Linked DNA regions of Mus musculus: region 1 is linked to region 2. The links are chromatin loops, found by intact Hi-C in ENCODE. Cell type or tissue: left cerebral cortex. All regions are shown on one strand. Each heading gives the region's core, and the rest is flanking DNA. Links, peaks and the distances in the headings are about the cores only.

Region 1 (16,462 bases), core at 5,280-13,279, 200 kb before region 2:
TTTAATTGATTTAATTATGTTAGTCTGCTTTCTTACAGTCAAGCCCCCAAGTGAATCACAAGCGGAATCACAAAAATATAGTTAGCATTTTCCAGATGTATTTAAGAAGAGACAAGGAAACTCAGAGCAGAAAACGAGAAGCTAGGAAAACAGCTTGCTTCATTAGAAACGACTCATCCTCTATGTTACATAAACCTTTACATATCATTGAAAAATCTTTTACCCATATTTAATATGTCCAGAGGAAAATAGCTTGTTATAAAAGTTCTTTTTTTATAAACATTTTTAAAACCAGGAAAAAAAATCATCACTTCCAAAATATACTTTGTTTGTCTAATTCTAGACAGGAATCACTAGTTTCTTTAAAGCCAGAATGACGCTATTCTCCAAATCATACCTTTGCCAGTTTTTGAAGATATGCTGTGCTTCTTTTCCTTAGTGTGGTGTCCTTTAGGCTAAGGAACTATTGGAAGTAATGTGCTTTCATCAGTGACAATGGACTGGGTAAATGGTGGGCTGGAATAAATCAAATTTCAACGAATCCCAAAAGTAAGAAGGAAACTTAGGAAGGTCAACATAACCTAGTCAAAGATTTCCATATGGTCAACTGAAATAGGTAAGAAAATCCAAAGGTTTCTCTTACAGCCAAGACTAGCAAAAAACATAGCAGGGTCTGGAGAAGGTTTGAGATAACTCATCAGGTTCACAGTGTGCAAAGTCTGTAACACAGACAGAGGGAGAACTATGGAGCTCCCAATTCAGTAAGAGGAACGTTTAATGGTGAAATGGGAAAACTTCTGAGAAGATGACACAATTGGGGCGATTCTGAAGGAAGGCTGAAGGACCGCTGGTTTAGGCTTCAGATATTTCCCTAATGTGCAAATGAAGCTGCCATTATTAAGCATGTGCTACCACTGTGTCATCTCGGGACCTTCCTAAATAACATGGCATGAGACAAAGGCTGGAGCTCAAAGGGACTATTTGGCTTGGGTTGGATGGGTTGGGTCTCAAAGGTGGTGAAGTCTCAGTGGGACGTACAGAGGATTCTGTAGAACTTCTGTGCCTGAATATCCACAAAAGGAGAATAGGCTCTACCTAGAAGGTGGCTGGCATGGTTGGGAGATAGGAAGAATAAGTTAAGAAGCTCTGAAGGTCCTTCCTAATTAAGAAAAGAAATAAAAAAACATCCAGGGAAGAGAAGATCAACAGCTGAGGAAGCAGAAAAAGACTCTAGATCAGTAATTTAATCTTTCCTTTTCATTATTTCCACTGGTGGAACCCAAAGCCAGAGGTAAGGGAACCTGGAGGAGGTGCTTGTGGGAACAGAAGGGAAACTAATGCTGTTTCCAGCATGCATCCCAAGTTCCTATCTTTTCCTGAGAGGGCAGATTGGAATATCTTATGAGATGGTTGATATCAGTATCTATTAGGATAAAAACATATGCTTGTGATCTCAGGGTGTGCCCAGACTTGTGGATATAGTTTCTTTAAAATTATCAGGGGGGAAAAAAAAAACAAAAACCAAAGCCACCAAACCATTTCATTCCTAATCATCTCTTTTGGAGAGAAACAACCAACTGTGAAAGTTAAGGTAAACAAAGAAACCCTGTCTCGAAAAACCAGAGAGAGAGAGAGAGAGAGAGAGAGAGAGAGAGAGAGAGAGAGAGAGAGAGAGATTATCTTACATGAGCTGAGCTCAATGAATAAAGTGTCTAAATGAGAAGACACTAAGGGAAAGAAAAAACAATGTGTGTATGCATGCAAATAAATAATGATAATAGTAATCTTTCAGAATGTGGGCACATTTCATATTCAAATTAGTGTGCATTGTTTAGTAATGCCAGTCATGAAAGACAGACCCCCTCCACACACATTGAGAGAGAGAGAGAGAGAGAGAGAGAGAGAGGATAATACATGAATGGAAATGAAGACCATGATAAGTAAGTGCAATGTGTAGTTTTTGATTACATGTAGATTTTTTTTTTTTTTTTATAAAAGAAAATCAACTACAAAGAACTTTTTGAGGCAGAGTTTGAATTTGAACCACGGATTGCCAACCATGTGCCCTTTGTTAATGCTCAGGGTCCTGTAGCTGGTGACACTGAAGACGGATAGGGTGGTGTTCTGGTTACTAGCAGGAGGGTATGAGAAAGCATTTTCAAACATGATGATGATGTAATTTATTACTATTATTTTCTGATGGTTCAGCAGTGAGCTCGCTTACAGTAAGAAAGAAACCGAGGTGATGCGCTAACACTTGGTGCACTCAAGCACAGGGTGCTCGTGCTAATCTTTCAACTTTGCATTTTCCAAAGTTAAGACTAATGTAGAGAAGGAGGAAGGACAAGGTTAGGAGTCAGGACCAGGTCTGGAGCTGTCCTCAAGGCTGCAAGAATCTTCCATTCGCACTACAGATGTGTGAAGACCAGGTCTGGCCAAAGGCTTATGGACAGCTAGTGAAGATTTATTTTTAGAATTTGCCAAAGTTCTATAATACCTCATACTTTAAAAATCAGAACAGGTGGCCAGATTTTACTCTAAGAGCTGATTAGTGCAATTAGCAATAGAAGCCAAAGAAGATAATTCCAAGAATTTTAAAAAAAAAATCTGGATGTTTTAAGCTAGATGGAAATTTCACATTCACATACCCAAATAGTTGACAGAAAATAACTTTAGAAATGACAAATATCTTCAGAGTCAAGTTTCCTCCTTGACTAAGCATCACTGAAAGGCAGGCGGATACTCTACTTCCAACTGCATGAGTCCTGCAGTTGTGCAAGATCCAAAGCTGCAGAGACACGCCAAGACCACGTGGAATGAATGGTCTGCCGTTTCTCAGCCCCACCATCCTGCACACCCATGTGTGGTATTATGTATAGCCTGGATCAAGAATTCAAGGCTCTTTTTCCTCTGGACCTTCAGGGCAGCCAGATAATGCTTTTAGCCCAAAGTGATATTGACAAACCAAAAACCAAAAACCAACCTCCCCCCCCCCCAAAAAAAAAACCAAAACCAAACCAAAACAAAAAAACCCCAAAATCCATTGCCTATCTTGGTCTCTAAAAGTTACTTAGAGAGAAAAGAAAAATGTCCCTGTAGGTTGGAACAAGCTAGCAACATAGCAGTAGTAGCATTGGTCTTCAGAAGACAGCATCTGAGTGGGGCGATGGTGGCTCACGCCTTTAATCCCAGCACTCGGGAGGCAGAGGCAGGCGGATTTCTGAGTTCGAGGCCAGCCTGGTCTACAAAGTGAGTTCCAGGACAGCTATGGGACACAGAGAAATCCTGTCTCGAGAAACAAAAAAAAAAAAAAAACCCAACCAACCAACCAAACAACGCCCCCCCCCCCAAAAAAAAAAAAAAAAACAACAGAAGACAGCATCTCCGAGACAGTCGATGTCTTCACTTACACAGAGACGTCACGTTTTCTGGGCTTTTGTGGTGGCCACAAATGGCTTTAACACATTATGTACACTAAATAACATCAGACTAATTTAGTCATCTTTTGTTATTACATCAACTGTAAGAATACATTCATGTCTACTTCCCTCCACCAACAGATACTTTATTAAAATCAAATATCACGGGAAGTGTGGGTACTTCTTAGTCAAGCAGTCAGAAACAGTTCTGTGAAGGAATCAGAGAAGGCAACATTTCATTTACTAAAACTTCCAAAGGCAGGAGAGAGTACAGTATGGTTATTTTGACGGTCGGAAGGGACAGATTGAACGGAGAGAAGGAAGGCCTTGGTGACTGACTATAGCACACCCACTGGAAAGAAATGCATTCTGTGTCATATAGTACAGGAGATGGAGGGACAACAGGAGAGAGATGGGGGAGGGGGAGGGGGAGAATGGGAAGAGAGGGGGGAATAGGATGGAGGGGTCAGTTGGGAAGTCTACAAATATTTAATCTACATGTACCAAGTGTCTGTTGTCTTGTCACTGAAGCCCCCATAATATAATATGTAGGATCAGCCAGGACTCACTACCTCTTAATAAAGAACAAACACTGCACTAATCTGGCTCAAGGATCTTACTGGTCATTTAAAAACTTTATTCCCTCTCTTCTGGGAAATGGGAAAGCATATCTTTAATGGAAGCATCTAGAAATGACTGCGGCTACAAAGAATACATTCTGACTAGGGTAAACAGATCACACACCAGCTTTATTTCCTGTAGAATAAATCTAGACTCGTCCCAAAGGGTAGCCTGGGAATGGCCTGTCTGGGGTACAGGTCATGTAGCCCATCAAGAAAGTGGTCCCTGGTGAAACTGCCCATGAGGGAAACGGCTTGGATGCTTCCAGAGAAACTGCAGGCTTTCCCCAGCTCCAAGCCCCATGTAAGGTTAAGCCATAGGCCCAGAGACCTGCGGGGAGTGGAGGAGAGACGGGATAGGAGAACGTACTGCCTATATGGTAGCTCCACGTTTGCTTAGAACTTCAAAAAAATAAGTGACAGAGAAGTTAGTTAAGAAGACGGACGTGGAAAAGAACCACCACAACAAACCCCCCAGTCTCAAAACCTGAATTCCAGTAAAGCCTAGCGGGCAGGCCACAGGCAGAAGTGTGACGTGGGCGGAAGTGCAGCAGCCTCTCTTGCACTGTCCTCGGCCCAAGGGGTTAAGGCTGGTCCTTCATGCTGTGGTCTACATGGCCCACAGGTCCTGGCTAGCAGCACTTAGAGGGTTAAGAGCACGAGAAGTGGGTAAAAGATGTCTTTCAGAGGTCCTTGTGGGGCTTTCCGGCTCCTGGAAGTCAGGATCGCTTTCAGCCACGGTGGGCCACTTTCTGTCCCATGGGGCCTCCTGGTGGGAACAGTGTTCCTTTCTTCCAGAAGATGAGGCGGAGTGTTAGTGACACATCCTGGTTGTCATCTCTTTCTGGAAAGCAAGGAGAAAAGGGCCGTTAGGGGACAATGAGCAAGGCAAATGGTGGAAACACCGGGAACGTTTGCCTGCGCCATGAGAATGCGTTCCATTTGGTCTCTCTCTCTCTCTCTCTCTCTCTCTCTCTCTCTCTCTCTCTCTCTCTCTCTCTCTCTCTCTCTCCCCCTCCCTCCCTCCCTCCCTCTCCCTCCTCCTCCTCCTCCTCCTCCCTCCTCCCTCACATCTCTCATTTTCCTTCCCACCGACTGTCTCTTGAATTAAGACACCGTTTACAATACTTTACCCTCTTGCCAAGAATCCAGGCTACTTGCTTCTTTGGGGCAGGGATGGGGGAACAGGATCTGGAGCCACTGGCCACTTGGAATTAAATAACAGCCCTCCTCTCAGGAGGCCACGAAGAATGACCTCCAGTGTTCATCCCCACCCCTTCCAGTTGTCTCTCGGCAGTTGTCTCTCGGGGAGGGGAGAGCCAAGTATCGCTTGCCAACTGGTATGATAAGGGGTTTGGGCTGCTGTTTTTAGACTAGAAAACATCTTCCATTTGACTAAGTTTCAATCAAAGATGGGGGAAAATGGAAGATGTAATCATGTATAAGCCAAGAGAAATTAGGGAAGATGGAGAAACAGCCGAGTCTGGCCTGCAATCACCTTCCTGGCTCTTACAGGAATGTGTGGCTCCCAAACGGGCCATCCTTTCTCTTCCTTTGAGACTCTGCACAGGCTGGCTTAATCATACCCAATCCATCTCTACCCTCTTTCCCTGGCTAACTACCATTTATCTATCCAGTTGAGACATGACATCCATTTGCCTGGAAGACCTCATATCCTCCTGTGGAGGCGGCCATGCCTTTTTCCCCGCGCACACTTGACTTTGTTGGGGTGTACTGGTTCTGGGTGTGTGGTAGTTTTAATGATTATGGCTCCCATAGGCTAATATGCTTGAATGCTTTGTCCCAGTTGCGACTGGTTGGGAAGAATTAGGACATGTGGATTTGTTGCAGGAGGTGTTCCCACTAGACTGAGAATCACTGAGTGTCAGGAAGAAATGAACACTTCTTGCATCTCTCTCCGGGGGCTTTGGTCTATGCAGGTTAAAGAAAGAACACAGTGTGTGATCTAGGTACTCTCCCAATCCGTGCCAAACACAGGAAGCTTTATACCGCGTTACAGTCAGCGTACACGTGCTGAATATGGCCGAACTCCTGGTGGTCATTTACTTGTCTTACTGTGTGACATACTAGGACATGGGCCCAATGTTCTCAGGGACCTACGGTCTTTAGGGAGGAAGAAATGTAGTGGATCCTGTGCTGAAATAATAACATCGCTGCAAGCATTTACCAACAAAGACCTGAAGCACACTGAAGCGAGGTTCAGACACGCTACAATCTCACTTCTGCCTCTTGCCGTTCACCCCCACGAAGAGCATCATGACTTAGGTAAAATGTCTGTTTTCAGGGACATCTTTTCTTTCTTTTTTTTTTTTTTAGATTTATTTATTATTATATGTAAGTACACTGTAGCTGTCTTCAGACACTCCAGGAAAGGGTGTCAGATCTCATTACGGATGGTTGTGAGCCACCATGTGGTTGCTGGGATTTGAATTCTGGACCTTCGGAAGAGCAGTCGGGTGCTCTTACCCATTGAGCCATCTCACCAGCCCAGGGACATCTTTTCTAACTCCAATATGGGAGATAGCCCCTTCTTCCCCCTTTAACAGCCGCAGAGCCCCTCTTCACCAGTCAAAGGTATGATGGTAATTTTATTTATTTATTTATTTTTATATATTTTTTTAAAGATTTATTTATTTATTATATGTAAGTACACTGTAGCTGTCTTCAGACACTCCAGAAGAGGGCGTCAGATCTTGTTACAGATGGTTGTGAGCCACCATGTGGTTGCTGGGATTTGAATTTCAGACCTTCGGAAGAGCAGTCGGGTGCTCTTACCCACTGAGCCATCTCACCAGCCCCGATGGTAATTTTAATATAAACATATGCAGTAAATTATTACAGCGGCTGTTTTCTTTTTAATCCTGGCTAGGTCCCCAATAACAACACAGAGAGACCAAGATTTATTTTCAACTTAAAGTACAATAACTAGGTATTATAATTCCATTTTAATCCTCTAATCCAATCTGGTTACCTCACAGCCCAAATCCCTGAGATCTTGGCATTTTTGTATTGGTCTGGCTCTCTGGGCTTGTGGTGCGTTTTGTTTTGATGTCTTTCTGGACTCCTGCCTCACGTCAAATCCTCTCTTCTTCTCCCTCCTCCCCTGGCTGGATGAAGTCCCGCCCTATTCTTTCTATTGCCTAGTTATTGGCCGTTCCAGATTTCACTGACAAGGCAGAGAATACCTGGTGAGCATCGTTTATACAAACTTGAGACAGGAGATTCTTAAACATTACAGTGCTGTGTCTGGATTGTCGTGGGATAGGGAAATCAGCCTAGAAGGGCAGACTTTCCGCTGCGGACAATGACATTGTGCCTACAGAAAAGCCTTTCATTTCTGCTCTTTGGGGCATCCCAGGTTAGATCCTATGGACTGTGCCGGCCGCCGTTGGCCCTTGTATCCCCAGTGCCTGATAATCAGGTTCAATAAATGTTTGCTTAATCGAGTAAGCCACAGGTTCTCAGTCTCTTCACCTGTCCAGTGTAGTGTGTGAGTGAGTGAGTGGCTCAGGGGCAGGTTAAATGCACTGATCTATGCATGGATGCCATACACCTCAGCCCCCTTCTCTGATTCCTTCCTGTGTGGTTCAGAAGCACAAACCCGACACCAGTCACTCCGCGCCGGCATGAAGTGTTTTCTAGGAAGAGTTTTCTGTTAATACACACTCTGATATGGATCTGAGCTTTAGAGGTAGAGGGGACTGAGCTGTGGCAGCAGAGAGGTGAGACTGGCTCAGGGATTGGGTGTTGCTATGCTGGAGCAGAGAGCTCCTGACCATAGCAGGGTGTGAACAGCAAAGAAAGACCCATGCGCCTCCTGCGAGGAAAGGAAATAGCCACTCCAAGCATAAGAGAAATCTGCTCTTCCCATCGAGAGTCTCCAGTGGTTCTTGTGAACTCAGCATGGTGGTACAACAACTGTTATCCCAATATTTAGGAGGCTGAGGCTAGCCTGGGGTATAAACAAGCAAGGGCATGAAAATCAAAACTGCAGGTTCTCGTATTCTGAGTTAACGTCTGACAGCAGATTGTGTATTGGAAAGGAAGAGGGTAATTCCAAGGATAAACATGACTTCGGGTTTATAGCTGACTCCATGACTATCTGCAATGATCAGTGCTCTGAGACAGACGGGAAGGAGCCCCTGCGAAGAGCCCACGGAACGTGCTGTGCTTTGGGCGGCCGCGTCATTATGTACACAGAGCTCTGAGAGGGAGCCACAACTGTCTACCAGAAGAATTCTAGTCTTGGAGCCAAACCAGTTTGTTTGAGGTGAATGGCAGCCTAAGCAGGGTTGTAAGAGGCCAAGGAGGTCCCTTCTGCTCTTACCTGGGGAACTGCAGGAACATCCTGCAACCGGGGCTGACACCTGGAGAGATGAATGTGCACTGTACTGGCCAGGCAGGAGGTTGGAGGGAGAGGAGTGACTCGCAAAAGCCACTGGGCCAGCAGTAGATATGATGACTTGGAAATTCATTGACTTATACATTAATTATAGATGGTTGCAGGTAATTTTCGAATGCTAGTGGTACTGCTTTCTTCAGTAGACTGATATCAGTTGGAATGATTAGTTGCCGTAGAGAAAAGCTTTAAGTCAGTTATGTTTCCTAGAGTATGTATGCTTAACACAGAAGAGGTTTTTTTTTTTTTTTTTGAAAAGAGCGGAGAGAGAGTGAACAGATCCAAGGCCCTTGAGTTAGGCTTTGAGGAGTTAGTATGGGACGGGGCTTTCGGAACCATAGTGTGAGCCCAACGAGCAGAAGAAAAGCTGTTTCTGAGCTCTCTAATTCCTACAGGGAAATAGGGTTTTAATGACAGCTCACAAACTGAAGAACATTATTCTTGGGTCTAACCTTTGCAGATCTATAGGTGTGGACTGGCAAGATGGCTCAGCAGGTTAAAGCGATTGCTGCCACACCTGAAAAACCTTACGTTCTAGACTCACATTGGTGCGAGGAGAGAACTGACTCCTTCAAGTTGTCCTCTGGCATTCGCACGCATGCCAGGCACTCACACTCAATTTTAAAAAGCACGGGCCCTCTTTTCCTGTGACTGGGTTGCCTTATACACCCTTAACATGAGGGGAGGTGCCTAGTCTTATTGCAACCTGATATGCCATGCTTCCTTGATATTCCTGGGAGGCCTGCCCTTTGGGGTAAGGATGAGTGAATTTACACACACACACACACACACACACACACACACACACACACACACACACACACCCCACACACCCCCCCCCCCACACAGAAGCCCCAAGGTTGTAAGGCTGCATTCTACTTCGTTGCCACTTGGTGGCGCTATGAAACCATTTAAAGAGATAGTCTCCAGCCATAAACATAGTGCTCCTCAAGGCTAATCTAACATAACCAAAGACATTCATTTCTCCATTCCTTCCTCAAGGGGGGGGGGGGGGCGGCAGGCTCAGTGTCTTTCTCAGAGAGTGGACTGGGAACGCAGCACGTATAAGGCAGGTTACTCAAACCTGAAGCAGGCTTAGGATGCTTTCTGCAGGGGAGATTTCTTAAAAGTCTGACAAGAGACTATTCTCAGCATACTTAGCCTGAAAAGTATCTCAATATTTTAGGACCCAGCTATTCCACTCCTGGGCATATACACTTACCTTACCATGTATGCTCACCCATGTCCATTGCTGCTCTATTCACAACAGCAAGGAAATGGAACCAGCCCAGATGTCCACCAACACACGAAGAGAGAATGGAAATACAGAGCCTATATGGAATCTCATTCGGCTGTAAAAATGGCATTATGACGTTTGTAGGAAGATGGATGGATGGACTGGGATGTAATTAAACAAGATGTCAGAAAGACAAAAGCCGGGCTGGTGAGATGGCTCAGTGGGTAAGAGCACCCGACTGCTCTTCCGAAGGTCAGGAGTTCAAATCCCAGCAACCACATGGTGGCTCACAACCATCTGTAACGAGATCTGACTCCCTCTTCTGGAGTGTCTGAGGACAGCTACAGTGTACTTACATATAATAAATAAATAAATAAATAAATAAATAAATAAATAAATAAATCTTAAAAAAAAAAAAAAAAAAAGAAAGACAAAAGCCACATGCTCTCTCTACATGCAGATCTTAGCCTGTAATGTATAAATGTCTGTGTGTGAGTGCGCGCACGCGAACACATACATATATGTGGATAAAGTCCAAGTGGCTAGAAGAGAGACCACGAGGAGGAAAGGGACTGGGGGAGGAGGTAAAGCGAGGACCAGGAGTAGCAAGGGGGATGGGGGACATGAGGGGGAGGGGGAACCTACTAACAGGTTTGTAATAATGCTAACTTAGAACATTAAACATTTTTCTCAGTGGTACTCCTATGGAAGAAATAAAGGCAGGCTTTGGATCTGCCACCCCAGTCAGACTCATTCTCCACAGCCTTCACCAACTTCCACAGTCTGCGGCCTGGGAGAGGAAGCTGGCCAGGGCGGGTCCCACCACCCTCTGGTCACAGGCTGCACCTTACAGACAGCCAGGCCGACCAGCTTCCCGATTTCCACAAGCCTGGTGTGTTGGAGTTTCTCCCTGGCTGTTGATTCTACCCAGTAAATGTCTCCATTTCTTCTGTGCTTGGCAAATTCTCACTCTTTACGTGACTCTCCGAAAGTGTTATTCACTCCATTCTGGGTCCCCGTTGCCTGGCTTTCTGCTAACACTGAAATTCATTACACAATCAGCCTCAATCTGAATTGCGTATTGTGTATACCTTGGTGTATATTGCTGTGCAATGAAGGATATGTTTCCAAGTCTTACACAGTATATATGATTTGAGGCAGCTATAAATACAGTTTATGTCTAATGTGAGTTATAGCTGGGTAAGTTAAATTATGCTTAGTTTTGTGCTTTCAATTTCTGATATTTTTTGTCCTTGACATAGTCTCTGATTTTTTTTGGATACTTTTAATATTCACATTATTTCTTGCTTTTAAAAAAAGAGCTCTAGTAACGTAAAGAGCAATGGAAGGGGGACTGGAACTGAACACCCAGGAGAAGTCACATTTCACTTTAGGAAAGCTGCCTTAATGACTTTTGCCAGTTTTTGTAGCTATGGTACAGGGTGGAGAAAACAACCCAAGCTTTGCATAAGTTGCACAATTCCTCGTCTGACCTCAGCTTTCAAAACTGAAAATGGCTTCTGTTGGAGAGCTCGCAGAGATGATTTTGACATCCATCAATCAAATTCCTATGAGTTCTATGATTTAAATATCACCATCATTGTCATCATCATCACCGCCACCCCCCCCCCACCCCCCCCCACCCCCCCCCCCCCCCCGGTCTGGAAGTTGTCTGGCATTGTGAGTCCAAAGCTAGTTTACATCCTATCACCTTACTTCCCTGCCTCCTGCCTGGGAATCAGAGCTTGGCTGCAGCTCCCGCTGTGTCCTCTCCCAAAGTCTAAGGGGCTCTCTCCCTCCTCTGTCCTGTGGGTTCTGAATCTCTCTAGAGAACCCTGCCATGCTTTCCTTCTCTAGTGCTGGGGCCTCGGCTTTCCTTGGAACCTCTGCTGCACATTTGCTATTCTGTCTGTCTGTCTGTCCATGGTTACAATAACTCTTCTAATAAACTCGTAGAAGAGTTCCTCAGTAACCAGTCTAGTGTCTTCTTCACCCGTCCACCTCCCCCAAAACTTAACCTAGATTAGACTGGCTCTGAACCTAAGCCGCGTGCCCAAGCTCACTTAGCTTCTTAGTGGCTTTCAATCCGGACTGAGTTGCTTTAACAGTAAGCGAGCAAACCCTATGCTGTTCCTATTACTCCACTTGGGGGAGATGCAGCTTAGGACATCAGTGGTGTTTAAAATGCTCCAGGGATACAAGAGCAACAGCATCTTACACCCCCGGCCTCCCATTTGCTTTTAATTCCATTACATTCTGCTAACTGTAAGGAACAAGAAGGACGATGGAGGAAGACATATATTAGCAACAGTGGAACCAACTAAGGGGCGAGAACAGAGAGCAGAAAGGAAGGCCAGTGTGGAAGATTCTGTGTAAGAACATCTAGGTCTGGAAATGGTAAGGATAACCTGAGAAGATGCCCCCGCTCCCATCGTAGCCATCAAAACCTCCATGGTTTGGAACAGGGTAGTGTTAGAAGTCCACAATGCAATGCTAGACTTGATTCAAAGGGAAAAACTCACTGTCAGCAAACTTGGGACGGGTGGATACCCCATCTCTGCCGCTCTCACACACTCTTGAGGTCACAGAAACGACATGAAATGTTAAAAGCACAGGGACCTGCTGTGTGGCTTTTTTTTCCCAGGGACTGTTGTGTGCTGGATCCCCAGCCCCTGGTGCCTATGTGGCCCCCGTCCTCCTCAGCTTCAGTTTCAGTTCTGGGAAAGGGCCTGAGCTGTGGCAGAAGCACACTGCAGACGCTGCTGCTGAATTGCTGTAGGCGACGCAGAACCATGTAACCGGCTAGGCATTGGTGGCTCACTCCTTTAATCCTAGCGTCTTCTTTTAATCCCAGCAGAGGCAGGGGCAACTCTGTGTGGTCACAAGGCTGGGCTGGTTTACACAGTGAGTTCTGGGCCAATCAGGGAATATAGTTTTCCATTTTGTTTTGTTACCTGTCTTAGTAACAAAACAAAATGGAACTCCATAACCAGGAAGAGTTCCATTCTGATGGCAAACTCGGGGCCTCTGGTTAGAGGGTAGACCAGATAGCCTTTCATCTCAGATGGTCTATTTCTTGTGTCCAGATTATACCAGTTTGTTTCTTTTATTATGTGCTAGCCCTCCTCCATCCCCAAAGCATGTGGATTAAAATCACTGACCATCCTGAGAACCCCATTTCTGCCCTTATGGCCCAGAGCTGCCAAGGTGAGGTCCCCACACAGACTGACCCACTTTCCCCCTGCAGCTGGCTCCTGGCCACACCCACTCCCCTTGGGCCAGGCTTCTATACTCAGTAGACCTGCAGTCTTCTGTGACCTCATCTCTTACCTATAGCCAATGCAAGTCCCTCCTGACCTGGCAATGCCAATGGAGGAGTACTTAGTTGGCATGAGCAAGAGATGCTGTGGTACCAAACTCATCCATACTAGCCTGAGGGAGATCATTCCTGCCTACAGATGGGGGAAGGGTGCTTCTGACACAGGACAACAATACGGACACTGGTGTTAAAGCACCAAGGACAATAGACAGATGTGAGTTTGGGTGCTATAAAATCAGAACAGATTTTTCACTTAGTTCCACGGACCCAGAAGTCCTTGCTCTGACATGCTACATTGCGGCCGTTCCAGTGTGCACACAAGATTAAGAGGCATTACTCCCCAGCTCCTGCCGGTTTCTGTAGCAACATTGGCAAGGGAGACACAGTTGAGGCCCAAAGAGACATACGAGTAGTCCCCACATCCTCTCTATCTCTTTGCTTTGATGTACTAGCAGCTGTGCATTTGGTCTTCAAGGACCTCACGGTCTACATTCCTCTCACCAGAGCAGCCTGGGAGAGGCCTGGTCCCTGCCCTTGTACCTTCACTACTCGGATGCCCAGAGCACTCCAGGTCATCCACGCCCTGCTTAGGTGTCTTGGAAGCTTCTATTCCACCTGGATGGCAGAAAAAGCAACTCCTAGGAAAGAGAAGAGTTTCCTGGGCTGAAGAAGGAGAAGGGGTTTAAGTGGCTATTTGCTAACCATGTGGCCTGGAAGTTGTCTCTCCCTCAGGTGGGTAGAGATGATGTCAGGGAAGGCCAGGTCCAACGTTAGGCTGCAGGCTGTAGTAACATCCCCAGGAAAAGGAAGAGGAGAAGTAAAGGAAACAAGGAAAATATAAAATATCCTAAGCAATCTCCCAGCCAGTCCACTTCGGAAAAGCTGGGCTGCTGTGGATGCAGGAGCCAAGTCAACTCCCATCCAGCCTTGATGCAGGCAGAGGCCTGGCGGAGGGACCACAGCTCTCCAAAGGAGGCTAGCCTCCCTTGCCTGTGGTGAGGATTTCTCTGGTCACTTTCTAGAATCCAAATAGCTATGTCGACCAGGGGAGATAATGTTGGTCCTTGGGCAAAAGCCCTTGGCAATTCCCACTCCACTGCTCTGAACAAGTCTATGGTGTTAGCATTCTGTCTAAGCTCCACCCCAGTTGCCTGGCAACAGCCAGGTAGGCCTGACCCACTCTAAAAGGGGCTGCTTGGCCCCTCCTCTCTCTCGTGCCACACTCTCTTGTTCCCTCTTGCTCCCCCTCTCTCCCCATTCCCTTCTCTCTCTCCATGTGGCCATGGCTGGCCTCTACTTCTCTACTCTCTCCCGCTCTCTGTCTTTCTCTGTCTCTACTACCCTCTTAACTCCCCTCCCCATGCCCTGAATTAATTCTGTTCTATACCACACCATCGTGTGGCTGGTCCCTCAGGGGTAAGGGATGCCTTGGCATGGGCCTGCTGAGACACTCCTTCTCCTCCACAACTCACCACACCCCCCATAGAACATATCTTATGCCACTTTATCTTTATGTAAACACATCACATGGAATTTGCTTGTCCACTGTGCAGGGGGAGGCATACCTGGCTGTTTTCATGATAATGGCGTGAGAGATGAACGTCAGAAACTCTTTTATGAATTTATGTCATTCTCCCCTCCAAGCTGAGGGACCTTCCTCCTGGCCCTCAGACAGGCACGCTTTCTGCCAGGAAGACTCTGTTCAATTGTGGCCAAACTGACCGGCAAGTAATACCAGATTATAGGGCCTAAACATTTTGCATGAGATTTTTATAATGCAACTGGGCCCATTTAACGAGAACTTGGAGGGGGTGAGGGGTGGAGAAGTCAGTAGGAAGCTGATGACGGTCACTGTGCATGTCAAATGTCTATCTACACATCTGCACAGATAACACGTGGTAGACTGGTGGGTGGCGAATGAAGCAGCGGTCAGAAGGAAGGAGTGATGGCAAAACAACACAGCGAGCATCTCGTGTCCGCCCCGGGCACATCTATCTTCCCCTGTGTGCCAGACACTGCACTGTGCGGCCTCTGGAACGATGCCACTGTGTGTGGTCTCCTCACTCTGCAGAGGGAACCGAGGGTCAACATCTTGGCATAGTCACGTACATGGTCATCAGGACAGCAAGTCTGAAATCTTTAAGTCTGTCTTCCTCAAGGGGTCCATCAGCTACGTCCCCAGGCATCCAGCCTTCTGTATCTCCAATCAGCATGTGCTCTCAGCAGAGCCTGACTCAGTGGCCACACTGCATCTGCGCTAGCCACAGGGTGGGACTGCTCCCCAGAGCCTCGAAGCTAGGGCTGCTTCCCTCTCTCTCTCGGGAGCATTCCAAAGTCTGAGATTGTTGAATAAGGCAGGAGAGCAGTCAGACTATAAAACTTAAAACAAAACACAACGAAACAAAAAGTCCCCCCAAACCCTCATAAGTATGGATGAGGTCCAGCTAGTGCAGAAGAATTAAAAAATGTCCTTTTTGGTGCCTTTTAGGGATGTGGGTGGTGGATGAGCCAAACGAAGTAAAAATAGCAATGTAGCGGGCCAGAGCTCCCTGACCGGAAAGAACAATATTTATTTGATTAATTTTGTTCCTAGCCGCCCACATTACTTAGACAGAGGGTGTTTCCTCTATGCAAAGGTGGGTCTGAGCATGGACACATACATGCAGGCCCTCAAATCCATACAGCCATTAAGTATGGGCAGATAAACACATATTCCTGCCACCCACTGAGAAGAGTTATTCATAACCTATACAAAAATCAAACTGCTTTTCTTTCCCCAAGCTCTACAAACATAAAAAAAGAAGTTGCTTTATGTAAACACAACCAGCCCTCGGTTTACACTGATTGACAGAAAAGGGAGAGCTGCGGATGTCTGAAGTCCTCGTACTGAACCCGTGGGGTTATCAACACATGGCTGCATGCCTCCTTTCAGGAGAACGTGGGTCCCAGGGTGTGATGGCTGCTATGCCAACGAAACAAGTTGTCGAACCATGTGGGAGACAAACGGGGCTCTGGGCAGCATGCCTGTGAGAAACGATCTAGATTAGGTCAGACTTATCTAGAGTGGATTAGCTTCTGGCTATGCCTTTGAGAGATTATCCAGATTAGGTTAACTCTCGTAGGAAGACCCACCTGAGCTGTGAGGAGCACCATCCCATGTTGGGGTCTTAGACAGAATAAAAAGCACACCAGTGCAGCAGGCGCTCCATTCATTACACTCCTTCCTCACTGAAGGTGACTACAGGGTGCCCAGCTGCCTCGGACCCCTGTTGACGTACTCTGCTATACGATGGACTGCGCCCACGAACACGTCTTTCCTTATGTCACCTTTGTTTGGTATTTTGTCACAGCAGTAAAATGAGTAACCAGTACTCTGGTATCACCAGAGTTCTCAAGAGCCCCACAGACCCCTGAAGCACCCTGATTGACCACAGTATTCTTTCTAGC
Region 2 (16,300 bases), core at 1-8,000:
CTGTAGCACATGATCATGCCTGGAGCATTTTGTTTGGTTTCTATAGCTAAAGGTATAGAAAAGGCTACGGATGCAGCTCAGTGGTAGCTGTACTTGTCTAACATGCATAAGGCACTTGGACTGGATTCTCAGATCTGCAGTGAGGTTAGGGGAAGGCATAGAAATTAGTGACACTCTCTCATAGCAGGTGGTTTTCTATGTGTGTGCACCTAAAGTAAAGGTCTAAAGACATGCTGTGGTGGAATTCTACATTCATGTCCAGTTTTCCTGGTTGGAAAGCTATGTATGTCATTTAAGTAAATTAGGCACTGTAATAATACCTGGTACCTTAACCACTTTTATCTTCTTAAAGTCACTTTGTAATGCAGATTACCTACATCATTTACTTAACGCTTCTGTTTTTATTCAGCTAACTGAATTTTCTCCTTCTTTCTCCTCCTCTATCATATTTCAGAATCACCCACCTTCAAGCAAGAACTTAAATAGAAGCTGCAATTGCTCAAATGTCTCCAAGAACGCTTTATTCTAAAGCCATTACCAGGATGCTGCTAATGCTACCTTCAGATGCAAGACTTTTCAAGTTCAGGGTTCAAGGCAGTGCAGTCAAAGAAAGTCTTAAGCAAAAGATGAACTTCAGTGGAAAAGTTAGCAGAAATGTTAACTTATAATAAAACCAAAGTTATACATTATGGCGTTTATGTTACTAGCAAAAAAAAAATCAGACACTAAAATGACTGAATATAATCTATTTGATTTTTTATAAAGCTCATTAATAAGGTTGTTTTAGATTGGGACTGTGGCAGTGGGGAGGGAGGCTGGCTATGGACTGCAAAGTAACAGACACAGCGTTTTCCATTCATTTCTCTGACACCTTTGCCTGACCCCTATGCAGCCCTGCTGAGATGTCAGCAGTTACTTTCATAAATTATAGCTGCTGCCCTGCGCTGTCCTGCCCTGCCCTGTGTTTGCTCTGTGCAAGGGAAGAGAACTGGCAAAGTGGGGTGGGAGTGTAATTCAGTGGTCGGGTACATGGATGACTGTCTGAGGCCCTGAAATTGATTCCCAAAACTTCAAGAAGGACATGGAGAAGAGAAGAAAGAACTGGCCATAAAAGCTAAACATCTTCTAATCAGGATAGATAGTTTGACAGAAGTCACAATCACATTCTTTTTATAGAGTACATCTTAAAATAAAATAATCAGAGACCAAGCCCACCAAAATGAACATAAACATAGAAATGTTAACGGACAATATAAAAATGTGTATTCTCGCTCTTGATTTTTAAAAAGTGCTAAGCAAGGCAACAATAAAACATTCCTCTCTTATTAACACCACAGAACTGGAAAAGCAATGATAACACTTAGAGTGAGTAGAGTGTAACTTCTCTTATACATTGCTGAGGAGTTGATACACTGGCATGTGTTTACTATGGACAATATCACAGTCTTCAATATCGTAACAATGTATCAACTCTACTGTGTCTCCAGAAACAATGTATTCCACGGAAATGATTGGATAAGATTGAATATATATATATTAACGAAATTGAACACCCTTATTTTCCTCTATAATGATTGTGTTTTCCTTCTTGGCTGGCCCAAGCCCTGACTTTAACTTTAATGACGCCTTCTTGTACTCCTTGAGCAAACAAAACCCAAGCAGTATTTCTTCAGCAGGTCGTTTGTTACTGTGCTGCTACTGTTAAATTTCAAAGAAATCCGAACTTGTGGGCCCTTATCATTAGAGTGTCTTGAGCACTCCAGAGAATTTGCCGTTTTTCTTTTCAGAACCCCACCGTCAAGATCTAGAAGTCACGGCGAAAGTTTCTCTATAGATCCTCTCTTGAGTTAACAGTCTCTCAAAGTACTTTAAGGTTTAAGGGCAAACTAGACCTGTGCAGAGCCCAGAACTTATAACTATCTGAAGATGGGTTGGGATGTAAGAGTGCTTGTTTAACACGCTAGGGCCCCATCCCGAGCAAGGGTGGAGTGGTGGAGAGGTGCAGAGGTCACAGGTCTCATATAAGCCTCTCTTACTCCCCTGAGTGGGAGAGGAAGGGTGCCAAAACTCAGAACTGGGGGTGGGTGGGTGGGGGAAGGATGTTTCCGCATCTCCTAGACAGTCCAAGGTTGGCAATTCCACAGGAAAAATTGGCAAAGGCAACATTTACAAACCTGGCAAGAGGCACAGGTCCCAACAGGTGTATACCATCAAACCTCCTCTAGTCGACCCTCAGGTGACAGTTCCGGTCGCTGCGGACTTTGGAAGGTGACTTTACTCTTGCCAAGATTGTTTAATAAGTAACCCACACAGGCTAACTGCTCTAGAAGCAAGCACCTAACTTATTCCAGGAAACCCGACCTGCTATAGTCCAACAGGCGCCCCCCTCTGGAGAAATAGGGGCTACCCCAAGCCACCTGTTCTCGGGCAGATGAAAACCAAAACAGTGCTCTGGCCGCATCTGCCATTTGGACTGCGTAGTCATGGCTTGCTTTTTCTGCATCGCGGCGAAAAATTTGGGTCTTAAACTTGGAGCCTTAGGTGAAGTCAGAAGCCCACGAACATTTCACAGCGAATCACGACACCACCATTTCCAGGCAAAGTCTTTAGCCTTCCCAGGTTAGCTTTAGTCTCCACTCTTTTGTGGTCAATGGCCTGCCTGCCCTTAAAATTTTGCCACCCCTGAACTTTCCGTAGAGATGAGGTGCCCTGTCTCCGGCCATCGCCCGGGTTGTGGGCCCTCCATATGCGTTTAGCTCGCCTCTGAAAGTCCTTTGGACCCTCTCGCAGATCTCCTAGCTTTCGAGAACTTTGCCTCCAATCTCTCGTTTCAGATTCGCTGGGGATAAGATCTGAGAAATGCGCCCTGGGCCACAAGCAGCCTAGGAGGCGGGCTCAGGAACAACTTTCCCTCCGCCCTCTAACCACAAGCCCCGGGTGGGGCGGCCTAGCCAGGTCCCGAACTCTGTCCTTCCCCAGCGGGGATCCCGGACTCGAGCCTGCGCAAAGGCCAGCGTGAAAGGCCCCGCGAGCGGCGAAAGGGACTTCCTTCCCCGCTGGAGCCCCACCAGATGTTAAGAGGCGCAACAATAGTGGAACCGCAGAGAAACAAAAGGCCATTCACTGGGTTACAGGAGAATGGCTCTGTCGCCCCGTCTCTGCGGGGAAGACTTGCAGAGGGTCTGAAAGGGGGCTGGAAGAAATCTGAGTGGTCTAGAGCCTCTGCCACGCTCCAGGAGGCGGGAACCGCTCTTTACCATTAACAACCCCATCCTGGGGGTCCAGTGGTGGGGAGGAGAAATGAAGGGAAAGTTTAGTTTTCACCTTCTCCGGTGCAGAAAAGGGAGGAGCAACGATCCCAGATGTTTGACAGTTGTTGGTCCAAAAGTTGAGCAAAATTTACTTATTCTTAATACCTCCCTTGATGAGGCATAGGTAGCCAGGGAGGACAAATCGAGACTGCGCTGTAGCCCTCCCTACACAGCCCCACGCCGAGCCTGCTCTGGGATCCAGGAGCGTTGCCCTGTTTAGATGCACTTTGTAAAAGTTTCTCTTCCCGCCGCTTCAGGCCGACGCGCACCCCACCCGCATCTGAGATTCAGAATGGGTCCCGGGTGAGATCTGCACCCTTTAGGGGGAGGGAGGGGGTGTATTTCAGATCAAAGCCACAGACCCCCTGGGTGGGAACTGGACTCACATTCCAGCCCGGGAAGTGCGTACCCGGAGGCAGAGGAAAGCCAAGAAGCCCGTACTGCCTAAACCAGACTCCAACCCCGGAAGCTCGCGGAGGAGGGGTGAGGACTGGGGTCCGCACGACTGATCCTCCCTAGGTGTGCCCCGCACCTCGGCCCTCCAGGACACAATCCGAAGCGGGAAGCTGCGACTGCGCCTCCACACCACTCTTGGAAGGATCTCTTACCGTGGGGTTTTAACCTTCTGCCTAGGGCCCTGCTGGTTTCCTTCACGCCGGCAGCAGTTTCTGGAGCCGGAGAAAAAGAGTGAGCTCCTCCAGCCAGAGCAGCGATGCTTGCAGATTCACGCGAGGGGTTTCTGACCAGCACGCGTGACTCCAGATGCAGCGACCACGGCTCTGGTGCGGCCCCCACATGCACCCAGCGCGCCGCGCAGCTCGCCCGGGCGCCACTGCAACTCACCGGCTCAGAGCGGAGTCCCCTGGTGGCCTTCTCTGGAAAGGCAGCTACGCGGGGGCAAGAGGAGTCCTGTTGCCCTTAGGATCCTCTAATCTCCACAAGAGCCTGAGACAATGAGCAGTCTAAGTCTCTCAACTTTGGTCCGCTGCCCAATGTAGGTAGAAAGATGTCAGAGTAGAAAAGATGCTGCTGTCCTGGTTGGTCTTTGTCAACTTGACACAACCTTGATATATTTAGGAGGGAATTTTGACTTAAAAAAAAAACCCCTCATAAAATACCCTATTAATAAGTCTGTCCAGCATTTTCTTGATTAATGACTGTGGGTTGTGCCAGCGTTGGGCAGGTAGTGCTGGTGGGTATAAGAAAGCGCCTCGCGTGGATCTACAAGCATCGCTGCTCCGGCTGGAGGAGCTTACTCTTTATCTCCTGTCCCAGAAGCTGTTGCCTGTGAGAAGGAAGCCAGCAGGGCCCTAGGTGGAAGGTTAAAATCCCATGAGAAGCAAGCCAGCGAGCAGCATTCCTCCATGGCGTCTGCTTCAGTTCCTGATTCCAGGTAACTGCCTTGAGTTCCTGTTCTTACTTCCCTTTGCGGCGGACTGTGCATAAACCACATAAGCCCTTGCCTCCTCCAGTTGCTTCTGGTCATGCTGTTTTATCACAGCCATAGACACCCCAACTGAAGTCCACAAGAGCTTTTTCCAAGGCATCCAGAAAGGGCCAAATGACTTACGCTTCTCCAAAATGTTCTGCCAGCTGTAAAATGCCGTGGACTGCCTGAAACACCTTGGAAAGCAGCATTAAACCATGACAAAAATGCGTGGAAGTCGTAACTACCTCGCCGGGTGATTATGAGTAAACCAATTATGAGACGTACTCTTAGTTCTTGGGAGGAGTCTTCAAACATGAACTGAAAGAAAAAAAAATGAGGTGGATGTGTCAACCTGCTTTTATTCTCCTATAAACATCTTGATGTGTGCCGGCTGGGTAGTATCAAATGACTTGATTAGCGATCACATTCCGTAACTTCTGCTACACGTTTGAAAGAATGAAAGTAAATTAGGTGAAATTTAGGAGATATATTTCCATACTCGACTCCTGTTAGCCTTTCCATCACAAAAGTCTCTCTATATGTGGTGCCTTACTTGGCTCACACAAATGCTTGGAAAACTCCTGCTACGGGGCCTTAGCACTTGCTATGCTCCCTGCCTGGGACAGTCTTCTTAACTGTTCAGTCACATCATGGCTCAGAGACTACCCTTTTCCCTCCATTTCTTTCCTCAGAGGCCTCCCTTTCAACCCCATTCATCCCCCCCAAGACATCCCTTCTCAGATACCCCACTCCAGTTTTCTCTATGAAATGTATCACCATAAGACACACACACACACACACACACACAAATACTGCTTTTTGCTCACTCCCTATATTAGTGTTCTATGGGGGAAATAGCCAAACTTAAAGTTAAAACAGCTGAAGACAAAATGAGCAGAGCTGGAGAGGTGGTATAATAGTTAAGAGCACTTGCTGCTTTTCCAGAGGATCCTAAGTTGGTTCCATTATCCGCTGCCAGCAGCTCGCAGTCACCCATAACTCTAGTTTCAGCAGATCAAACATCCCTCGTCTCCTCCACAGGCACCTGAATGCACACGGTGCACATAAACGCATGTGGGCACATGAACACTCATAATAAATTAAACACAATAAAACAAAAAAACCCCAGTATAATCTTATGTGATGGCCATGGTCCAGCCAGGTTTCTCTCTCCATGTGAAGGTCAGCTATTTAGCAAACTCAGTACCATCTGCAACTGAATTCCCCTTTAGCATGTAATATGATCTAGTCACAGGTTATAAACATATACTATGTAATTAGTGGGCACTCTTGTGTCTATAAATGCTAATTTACTTGATCTTAGTAGAAGAAATGTAAACAAGGACTTTTGTCTATCTTGTTCATTGCTGTTTACCTAGACTATTCACTTAATATGCAGGTCCTTAATATGGACTGAGCTCTGCCCCTCAATATTCCTATGTTGAAGTCCTAACTCTCAAGTGGAGGTATTTAGAGGTAAGGCTTTGAAGACTGAAGGAGTCTGAAGGAGGACTGGTAAGGCTCTAATATGGGATTAGTGGCAGAGAAAGGAAGACCAAGGGGAGGATTACAGCGCAGAAGAGGAAGTGGTGAGGAGCGGAGAGAGCAAGAGAATGTTTTCTCCACTGAGCAAGGGTACAGCAAGAAGGCAGCCATCTGCAAGCCTTGAAGAGGCCCCTCACGAGGAAACAAGCTTGCTGCCTTCCATATCCCAGCCTCCAAAAGTGAGATCCTGGGGTGTTTGTTTCAGCCACTTGGTCTATGGTATTTTGATATGGCAGCCCAAGCGGACTAACACAACCCAATAAATACCTGCTAAGTTAATCAGTGCAAAGATTACTGACTGCTAACACTGTAATATCTAATCTCTACCATGAATGGAAAAAGGTGGCAAGCATTTGCTAAGCACTTTACATGAAATATTTCGTTCCATTTTCACAGATATCTCTATGCTAAGTACACATTAGCTAGGATAGGTTTTTAAATGATCTCACTTGCTCGAGATCAAGATTTAGAAGACAGTATAGACAATCATGGCAGTGTGACTTAAGCTAATGTTGTAACCCTCACATCTCCCTGCTGCTATCATGGGGCAATGGGAATCCCTGGATCTTGTCCTTATGGTGTTTTCATCGAATAAGAATGACAAGAGAAGTTGGGCAGTGGTGGCGCACACCTTTAGTCTCAGCACTTGGGAGGCAGAGGCAGGTGGATTTCTGAGTTCAAGGCCAGCCTGGTCTACAGAGTGAGTTTCAGGACAGCCAGGGCTACACACAGAAACCCTGTCTCAACAAACAAACAAACAAAAAAATGACAAGAGAACACAAAGAGTATGAGAAGTGTTAAGATGGGAGTGGGGATAATCATAGCTCTGTATGGAGCTTGGAACACGAGAGTTGAATAGAATGGACACAATTGTGCAGATCTTAGGGGTGGGACTGTTGAGCTGAGCATGGAAATGGTAGGCCTGGTTAGAATTAAGCAGAGATGGAGGAAGACAGAAAAATCTGAACCATGCACTGAATCTAGTTATGGAGTTCTGTAGCGGTAATTTTAGCTACACCACTTTGTGCTCCCTGAGGGTTGCCCTTCCAGTTAGCTGCCCAGGGAATCTTTGGATCTTCAAGTGAAAGACACACACACACACGCACACGCACGCTTATTTTTATGTGCAGTCTAGCTCAATGGTTGGGCACTTCTGATCCTCTGCCTGCTATCTTAGGCCCAGTGGACCACATCCCCCAAATCACCCATGGCTGGTTGGCTTTATCTCTTGTAACTTTAAATCTGATCCATTTCTCCCAGCATCATGGGGTTCCTCTGTCTCCTCCCTGTGTCCTAGCCCACACAACTCTAAGAGTTCTTCCCCATCTCCCTTTGCCCAGCCATTGGCCACTGGCATCTTTATTGGTCGAGAAAAAGCCAATTGGGGGCAAGGACCTTTAGCATTTGGACACACAGATTCCTGATTGAATCAAAGCATTGGAACCAATCTCCAACAGAGTTCTAGTTGTGTAGCTAGACGATAAGGATTGGAATACCAATCGTTAGACTGAAGACAAAAGGAGAGTTCACAAGTTTTGGGAGCAGTTGTTAATGGGAAAAAGTTACCTGAAGCACCTGCTAAAAACTCATCTGAAGCTGTAACTCAGAAGTAAGAAGTACAAGGGAAAAACATCAACTTGCTGGGTAAATATTGTTAAAAGTGATTAGTTATCAATTTCAATTTTTAAAAATTTTATGTCTATGGGTGTTTGCCCATATGTATATATGTGCACTGTGTACATATGATGCTCTGGAGGACAGAAAGATGTTTCAGATCTCCTGGGACAGTTGTGAGCTGCCATGTGGGTGCTGAGGGTTGAACCTCAACCTCCTGGAACAGCAGCCAATACATTTTACCACCAAAGCATTGTTCCAGCCTCTATTCTTGACATTTTAAAGGGGCGATTTTCAGCCCATAACTCATGGTTGGTATATCTTAGATGTATAAGGTTTGAAAAGAGCAACTATTGGCAGTAACCTTTGAACAAGTGTTTTTGGTTTTGGTTTTGGTTTTGGTTTTTATTGTCCACTTGACACAACCTGGAGTCACTGGGAAGAAATTACAATATTGTCTGGATCAGATTGGCCCGTGACCATGTCTGTGAGAAACAATCTTGACTGGTATTTGATGTGGGAAGACACTGTCCACTATGGGCAGCACCATTCCTAGGTAGGTGGGTCTGAGCCATATAAGAAAGCTAGATGTGCATGAGTCAAGAAACGAGCTAGTAAGCATCATTCCTCCATGGCTTCTTCTTTAGTTCCTGCTTGATCCTGCCTAACTTCCTTCAGTGATAGACTGTGATCTGGAAGTATGACTCCCTTCCTCTCCAAGTTGATTTTGGTCATGGCATTTATCACAGCAACACAGAAGGCAAGCTAGAATAACAAGCCTGAGTTCTATCGTTTCCTTTTCATGGAGGACATAACTTGCCTGAGACTGCACAAGTAGCAAGGCTGGAATGCTGAGTCCCGGTCTTATGCCTGTAGTTGCTCCCTGTGTCTTAACACGTGATGATGCCACAAATGCATATATGTCTGAATTTACCACATGGCCAGTTTGGGGGTTGCTTCAAAGAGTTCTCTATAGGTTTGCCTGGAATATAACCAATGATTTTGATACAGGGAGAGGACTCATGAATCTTAACTGTAAGGTCTTCCAAGGAAAGGAGAGGGACCAGGTTCATTCCATTTAAAAGATTCAAAGAGAGACACAATGGTGTGGCAACTAAGAGTTCACCTTCCAGAGCCAGAGACTCAGAGTTGTGAGTTGGCCCTGGCTGAGTCTCGGTGACCTGAGGTTGTAAATTGGGATAATCATGTAGGTAGCTGTATGGATGTATCAGAGATGCACATAACATGCTCAGCAAGTGCCTACCACTTGATAAGTGCTCAAGACTTTCCACCAGCTGGTCTTCTCAGCACAGTTCTCACACATGTAGTCCCTCATGAAGGTAAGATGCTCTGATCCATATCTGAGTCACACTGAATCCAGAAGCTTCGATGTCTCTTGGGATGCCATCTTCTGCAACTCATGACAAAAAGGGAACATTTTCCAATAGTTTGGTACAGGTTGATAAAGTTCAATTGCTTTGTCCCAGTCAGCACACGGTCATCTCTGTCATTTCCAACTTACACATTTTTAATGCGAATGACAGGCTTGTACCACTTCAATGGTGTGTGAGTAAAATCTGAGAAAGTTTCTATTACCAAATGGCTTCCTTTTAGCGTCCCCTCAAAAAGCAAAAGGTATTGGGAAAGTGTCACTATGGCAACCTCCTAACAGTCAGATGATGCACAGAAAAGGAAAGAGCAAGCTTGTTTCATCGCTGACTAGAATGGACCAGTGGTCAAACTGCTTCAACAGCCATACATATCATCTATCCGTTTGCTTAGAATTTGATTATTCAGCATTGCTGTGTTCCGAGTATACTAACTATAATCGTTCCAGGGAGTAGATAATAAACAGCAAGTCTTCTCAAGAATTTTAGCTCAAGCAAAGAGAGTTCACAGATCTAGCACATTTTCAACGGCAAGGCCACACCCACTCCTTATTGTCATTCTCTCTGTTTTCAAGACCCTTGACCAATCACAGGGCTCACGCGATCAATCTCTGTTTTATGGGAGCATCTGTGAGGACAGAGTTTATGGCAAATGCTGGGTCACAGAAATAAGTGTGCATGGCTTCTCCTAAGCGTGGAAGTGATGGTGATTCAAACATGAAGTGACTTAAAAGGACCTATTGTATATTACCAAAAGCATGTTTTCTGCCAGCAGCTTTGTTAACATTTAAAAATACGACACCAGATCTGCAGTAATTTTCTGTAAACTCCGAATTACACCAATCAAATTTCCAGAAATGTAATCAAGCAGAGACAGGTCAGAGTTGGGAGCTAGGCAAACCTGTGGGACCCACAGCCAAGACAGCTGCTAAAGTGGTGCACTGAGGAAGCATATAGGTAGGTAAACATCCTTCCATTCTACATGATAGTGTGAATGCGCTTCCAAAGCTAGGTTTCAAATAATTTCATTGAAAAAGACTGCCTAGTGCTCTTAGAATCTGTTTTCCTGTTCCATGCTACTTTGAATATCCCCACTAGACTCCTTGTTTTTCTTTTTTGAAAAGATTTTGACTCTTTAGTGGGTGACTTTTCCTAAGATACAAGCCCGATGCTTTTCTCAGTGGTACACTGGTGGTCTATCTCAGTGCCTAGAATAATGGAGAGGGGTTTTCTTGTCAAGCACATGACTGAGATAAAAATACAAGGAATGATGTTCGCCCAGAGAACTAGTCACAGCTAAAGACAGCTTAGCCTAGTTCTCCAAATATATTTCTAGAGTCCACATTCTTACCACCTTACACAAAAGGGACAATCAGACTACCATATGCTCAATGGATTTGGGAAGCCATGCTCTCAAACCAATTAATATAGAAAATAGGGAGAAAGAGAAGCAGTGGTTATACTGTGTATACATCTAACTAAACATAACGCTCCCTAATCCTCCAAGTAGGAAAATTGTGAGGGTCTCAAATATGCTTTCTCAACTTGATAAACACAGCCTTACTGCTTTTGTGGTCAATGCACACAGCCACTACCAACAACTCAGCCATTTTCTCTCATCCACCTTGTATGGCAATCAGCAAAGCCTTGCTGGTTCTCAGCTCTCCTGTAAGCCAAGGCCTGTGGGAAGGAATAAAGGAAGTCTCCTTCTCTGCTGTCAGAAGGACGGTGGCTTTTGATGGACTGGGACTTCTCCAAACCTCCCTCTGCTGTCCTGGAATAAAAAAATAAATAAGATCTTCTCTTTCACACCATGGTTAAGGCAAGAGATGGAATATGCTAGGATTGCCCTATCTCCTCCTTCCAGCTGTCCCATCTACGCAAGCCCCATATTTTCTTGAGATTTCAACTAGATTTGACCCACTGTCCAGCATCAGGTTCCTCACAGGAAGATGCCTCACCATTGAGAAAGCCCCTTGGGTTGAGTAAGTATGGGATTTCCACATGGATAGTGTTCTGAGTTCAGGAATGAAACTTGCTTTGGGTATTAATGGCCCTGAAAAACTTCTCTGAGGGGGAAAATCTTTTAGAAAATATTCTTGGGAAACTTTCAGTTGATTTTGTTCTAATTCTAACTGCCCAAATATTCAGTAATCTCTGAAGAGACAACTTCTAACCTTCTCTCTTTCTTTCCTTCCTCTTCTCTCCTCTTTCTGTTCCTGTTTTCGCTGTCTTATTCCTATGATAATTTTTGACATCTACATAATGCATCATTAGTTGAATAGAATCACATCTTCCTCCCCCCGCACCTTTCTTTTTCCCATTTCTTTTCTGTTTTCCAGCAAAGGCTACTCATCTTCTCATTAAAGTTACTCAGCACGGCTGCTCAGACTGTATTAGTGCCAGAAGCCCAAGAGAAAGCATGCTTGCTGTGAGGGTCCCAGGATTGAAAGGGATATTTAGTCACACACACCCAAGGAAATGGTTGCTATGACACATCAGCCACCGGCAGGGTTCTAACAGCTTGTTAGTGACACTGGACCCAGATCTCCAGGTTCCTAATCCAGGCCCTTTTCTTGCTTTGTGAGTGGGTTCTCTATGTCCCTGTTAGCCAGTAATCATGGCTGTCACCTGCATACCTTCCTCCCTTACTATTCCAATTCCTACTCCATTGCTTCCCCAACTCAAGGCTGCAGACAGTTCATCCAGTCTTCTTAGTTAATGGCATAGGGGTATGGTGTAATCTTCCTTTAAAAACTCCTTCCTTGGAGAGGCTTGTTTGCCAGTCACGCCTCTTTTACAGATCTTCCCCATTCCTTAGTTGATTCTTGAAGGAACACCCTGGTACTTACTTCCTTTACTCTTGCCTTCTTCCGTCACAAGTAGCTTAGCTGAATTGTGTTGAGCCCAATCAACAGAATCATTGAGCTGAGCCAAGGACTCTTGAGCAATACCATCTAAATGGATCAGTTCATTTCTTCAGAAACACTCTGGTTCTTGTCTAATTGCTAAATGTTTGTTTGCTCATACAAAGTGTTTGCCTGACTACACTTAACCAGCAGATGAATTAATTTCTCCCACCAGAGGCTTGATCAAATATACTTAATATAGCTTGACAATGGAACACAAAGTAGCTTTAAAACCCACGACCAATCACGTGTGAGGCATATACTTCTGGTAGAAGCACTACTAGAACCCAGGAATCTGAGACCAGCCTATGCAACACAGTGAGATTCTGGTATGCTTTGAGTGTACAATATCTCTCTTAGGATAGGGTATTTGATCACCTAGTCCCTAGACAGTGTTATTGGGGGAGGTTGTGGAATCCCTAAGACATGGGGCCTCGTTTGCAGAAGTTTGTCCCCGGGCTGGGTTATACTTGTTCTGAGTTCTGGCCTGCTTTCTCTGCTTCCTGTTCACTGAGCTCTGATGCCACAGCACACTCCTCTCGGCACAGAGTCACTGTCCCATGTCTCCCCAGCCCACACCAACCACTCCCTACTTAGGCTGTCCATGTCAGGGATTTTTGGTCACAGTGACTAAAGTAACTAAGGCAGACCCTGTGTTGAAGTAATTAGTTAATAACTAACTAACACAAACACAAGGGACTGGAGAGATGACTCAGCAGTTAGTAATACTTGCTGTTCCTCCAGAGGACCTAAGATCAGATCATAGCATACATAGAGAGCTCAGAACTGCCTATAGCTATAGTTCCAGGGGATCTGTGGGCACAACAAATATTACACACACACACACTCACAAAACCAACCAGTATATCTTAAACTAAACGTACAAAATACCTAAAACAAAACAAAACGAACAGAAAAACACAAACAAACAAAAAGCTGAATAAAAACCTAGTGACCTGACAGTTAAGAAGAAAATGCAGGGGGCTGGTGAGATGGCTCAATGTGTAAGAGCACCCGACTGCTCTTCCGAAGGTCCGGAGTTCAAATCCCAGCAACCACATGGTGGCTCACAACCATCCGTAACGAAATCTGACTCCCTCTTCTGGAGTGTCTGAAGACAGCTACAGTGTACTTACATATAATCAATAAATAAATCTTAAAAAAAAAAAAAAAAAAAAAAAAAAAAAAAGAAGAAAATGCATATTATTAAGCAGTATATATTGTAGGATCCCAGTTTTGATATTTAAAAATGCTACATTGTTACTACACAGAAAAGGACAAATATGTATATCATATTGATAAAAGTTTTTTCAAGAGATAGAAATAGGTAATTTTATTTTACTTTTTAAAAGATTTATGAGCCGGGTATGGTGGTGCACGCCTTTAATCCCAGCACTTGGGAGGCAGAGGCAGGTGGATTTCTGAGTTCGAGGCCAGCCTGGTCTACAAAGTGAGTTCCAGGACAGCCAGGGCTATACAGAGAAACCCTGTCTCGAAAAAAAAAAAAAAAAAGATTTATTTTATAAGTGAGTACACTGTAGCTGTATAGATGGACATGAGCCTTCATGTGGTTGTTGGGAACTGAATTTAGGACCTCTGCTTGCTCAGGCACAAAGATTTATTTATTATTATAAGTAAATACTCTGTTGCTGTCTTCAGACACACCAGAAGAGGGCGTCAGATCTCATTATGGGTGATTGTAAGCCACTATGTGGTTGCTGGAATTTGAACTCAGGACCTTCGGAAGAGCAGTCAGTACTTTACCCACTGAGCCATCTCATCAGCCCTTTATTTTACTTTTAATTTACTTCTTTATCTAAAAGACTTTCAGTTAGGGTCAGTGAGATGGTTCAGTAGATGCTGGCACTTGCCCCCCGTCTGATGGCCTGATGATGTGGAACCCATATGATAAAAAGGAGAGAACCAACTCCTGCGACTTGTCCTTGGAGCTCCACATGCGTACCACAGTATTGAACACGTGCATGAGTGCTTGTGTGAGTAAAAATGTAATTAAAATTTTTGAAAACTTTCAATTATACTTTTATATTAATTAACTTTAGAGTAACCAAGGGACAGACCCTGTGTTGAAGTAATTAACTGACTAACGAAGACACAAGGGGCTGGAGAGATGGCTCAGCAGTTAAGAACACTTGCTGTTCTTCCAGAGGACCCAGGTTCAGACCATAGCATACTTAAACAGCTCAGAACTTCTTTTTTTTATTTTGTTTTTTCAAGACAGGGTTTCTCTGTATAGTCCTGACTGTCCTGGAACTCACTTTGTAGACCAGTCTGTCCTCCAACTCAGAAATCCACCTGCCTCTGCCTCCTGAGTGCTGGGATTAAAGGTGTGTGCCACCACGCCCAGCAGGTCAGAACTTTTTATTGGTCCCAAACACCTAGTGTGAGCCATCCTGGTGTGACATTTCTTGCTTCTTTTCCCCTAAAGCCCAGGCTACATCTCTGAAGAGGGCACATGGGACCAGGGTGACACAGCCAGGCTTTGTTTGATAGCAAATGAATGTGCTGAGTCCATCCATTGTTCCAAAAGAGCTCTGTTTTGGAGCTCAGTCCAGGCTATACTCAGTGATTCTGCTGGCACTGCGCGGGTGGTAAATAGATCCTGCCTCTCCAACATGGTCTGACTGTGGGGGCCGAGTCTGGTTTCTGCTGCTCTGATGGAACACCAGGACCACAAGCAGCTTGGGGAGGGCCGTTTATTTTTATTACACTTCCAGGAAACCGTCTATTACTGGGGAAGTCAGGTCAAGAACTCAGGCCAGGCAGAAACCACGGAGGAATGCTGCTTACAGGTTTGCCTGCTTGCTTATAGCACTCAAGACCACCAACCCGGAAGTGGTACTGCCAACAGAGAGCTGGGCCCTCCCACACCATCCATCAAGAAAATGTACCATAGGCCGGGCTGCAAGCCAATCTTGTGGGGGTATATTTTCAACTGAGGTTGTTTCCAAAATGACTCTAGCCTTTATCAAGTTGATATAAAACTACACAGCACAGGGCCCTATCCAGGTAACACTCTTCTTAACAGAGACTTGTCAAGCACTCTTTTTGCACCCTCCTCCACACACCCAAGCTCTGCCTCTCACTTTGTGTTAGTGACTGGCGTTTGCCAGTCACCCCTCCCTGTAACCTCTCCTGGCAGGGACATGCCACCACAGGCCATACAATGCAGCAAGCTACAGTGACTTTGGCCCTCTTCCCCACTTTTTTTTTTTTTTTTTTTTTTTTTTTTGTTTTTTTTGTTTTTTTGTTTTTCGAGACAGGGCTTCTCTGTATAACCCTGGCTGTCCTGGAACTCACTCTGTAGACCAGGCTGGCCTTGAACTCAGAAATCCACCTGCCTCTGCCTCCCCAGTGCTGGGATTAAAGGAATGGGCCACCGCACCGGCTCTTCCCCACTTTCAACCTGTCATAATTCACATGGGAGCCACTAAAGGAGCCCTCCCTTCTGAGAATTTATACTTGAGTTCACCACTGAGACCACCGACCAGGAATAATGTACATTGGGGCTCTTGCACCATTCTTAAATATAGGAAGCACACCTATATGGGAAAAGAAAAGGAGATGACACAGAGGGGACACCAAGAGAAATCATTGGGTGACATTGTTGGAGCTTCTATATCCAATAGCACCTGGAGACAGAACCAAAAGCCAAGTATCCTGCTGTCTTAAGCTACTTTGAGTAGGATCCTTTTAGCTCACTACAGTGAACATTTTAATACAATTGTCCTGTAAAAGAAATCTTAAAACCATTAAGAGTTGGAATGATGCCCGTCCTCAAGGCCTTCTGTCTCCACATCTAGTTATAAAGACTTTATTGATAGAGGGTAGAGAACTAATGCTTATTGAGCACCTACTATGTGCAGGGTCTATGCTGAGCATTGTCATATACAATCTAATCTTCCCAGTGATCTTGGGTGGTAAGTATATTACCTAGGTTTTTGGAGTTTTGGAAATTTGCTTAAGGTTTGCCATGTAGTTCTTTGGTGCTGAACTCATGACTTTGTGTCTTCTCACATCCACCCGCTCTATATGACTGCTACGAGTGTTTGGGGAGTAGGGCTTGGTAGAGCAGACATCTTCGGT

Evidence for each region. A loop is a pair of places that touch in the nucleus more often than their neighbours do. Peaks named below come from ENCODE experiments on the same cell type or tissue, not always from the same donor. Only the 100,000 strongest peaks of a DNase experiment are listed, where the experiment ranks them.
Region 1: it touches region 2 in a loop (6-fold over the local background); 29 of 42 quality-filtered maps call a loop at or near these places.

Annotation. Positions count from the first base shown.
Region 1 is chr4:34,949,165-34,965,626 of GRCm38, forward strand. It overlaps Mob3b (MOB kinase activator 3B), which reads right to left. Exons shown (of 4, transcript NM_178061.5): 4 at 1-4,883. The coding sequence ends at 4,854. Among named protein-coding and RNA genes, the nearest start is that of Gm33620, 34 kb to the right of the region's middle. In left cerebral cortex, for the core only: CTCF peaks have their summits at 6,770 (motif pointing right), 9,380 (motif pointing right) and 11,842; DNase peaks (open chromatin) are centred at 9,366 and 11,865.
Region 2 is chr4:35,153,333-35,169,632 of GRCm38, forward strand. It overlaps Mob3b (MOB kinase activator 3B), which reads right to left and starts at 4,152. Exons shown (of 4, transcript NM_178061.5): 1 at 3,920-4,152. Ifnk (interferon kappa) reads left to right here. Exons shown (of 2, transcript NM_199157.2): 2 at 455-687. The coding sequence ends at 486. In left cerebral cortex, for the core only: CTCF peaks have their summits at 2,376 (motif pointing left) and 4,176 (motif pointing left); DNase peaks (open chromatin) are centred at 2,378, 2,983 and 4,158; H3K4me3 peaks cover 1,821 bases; H3K27ac peaks cover 1,441 bases.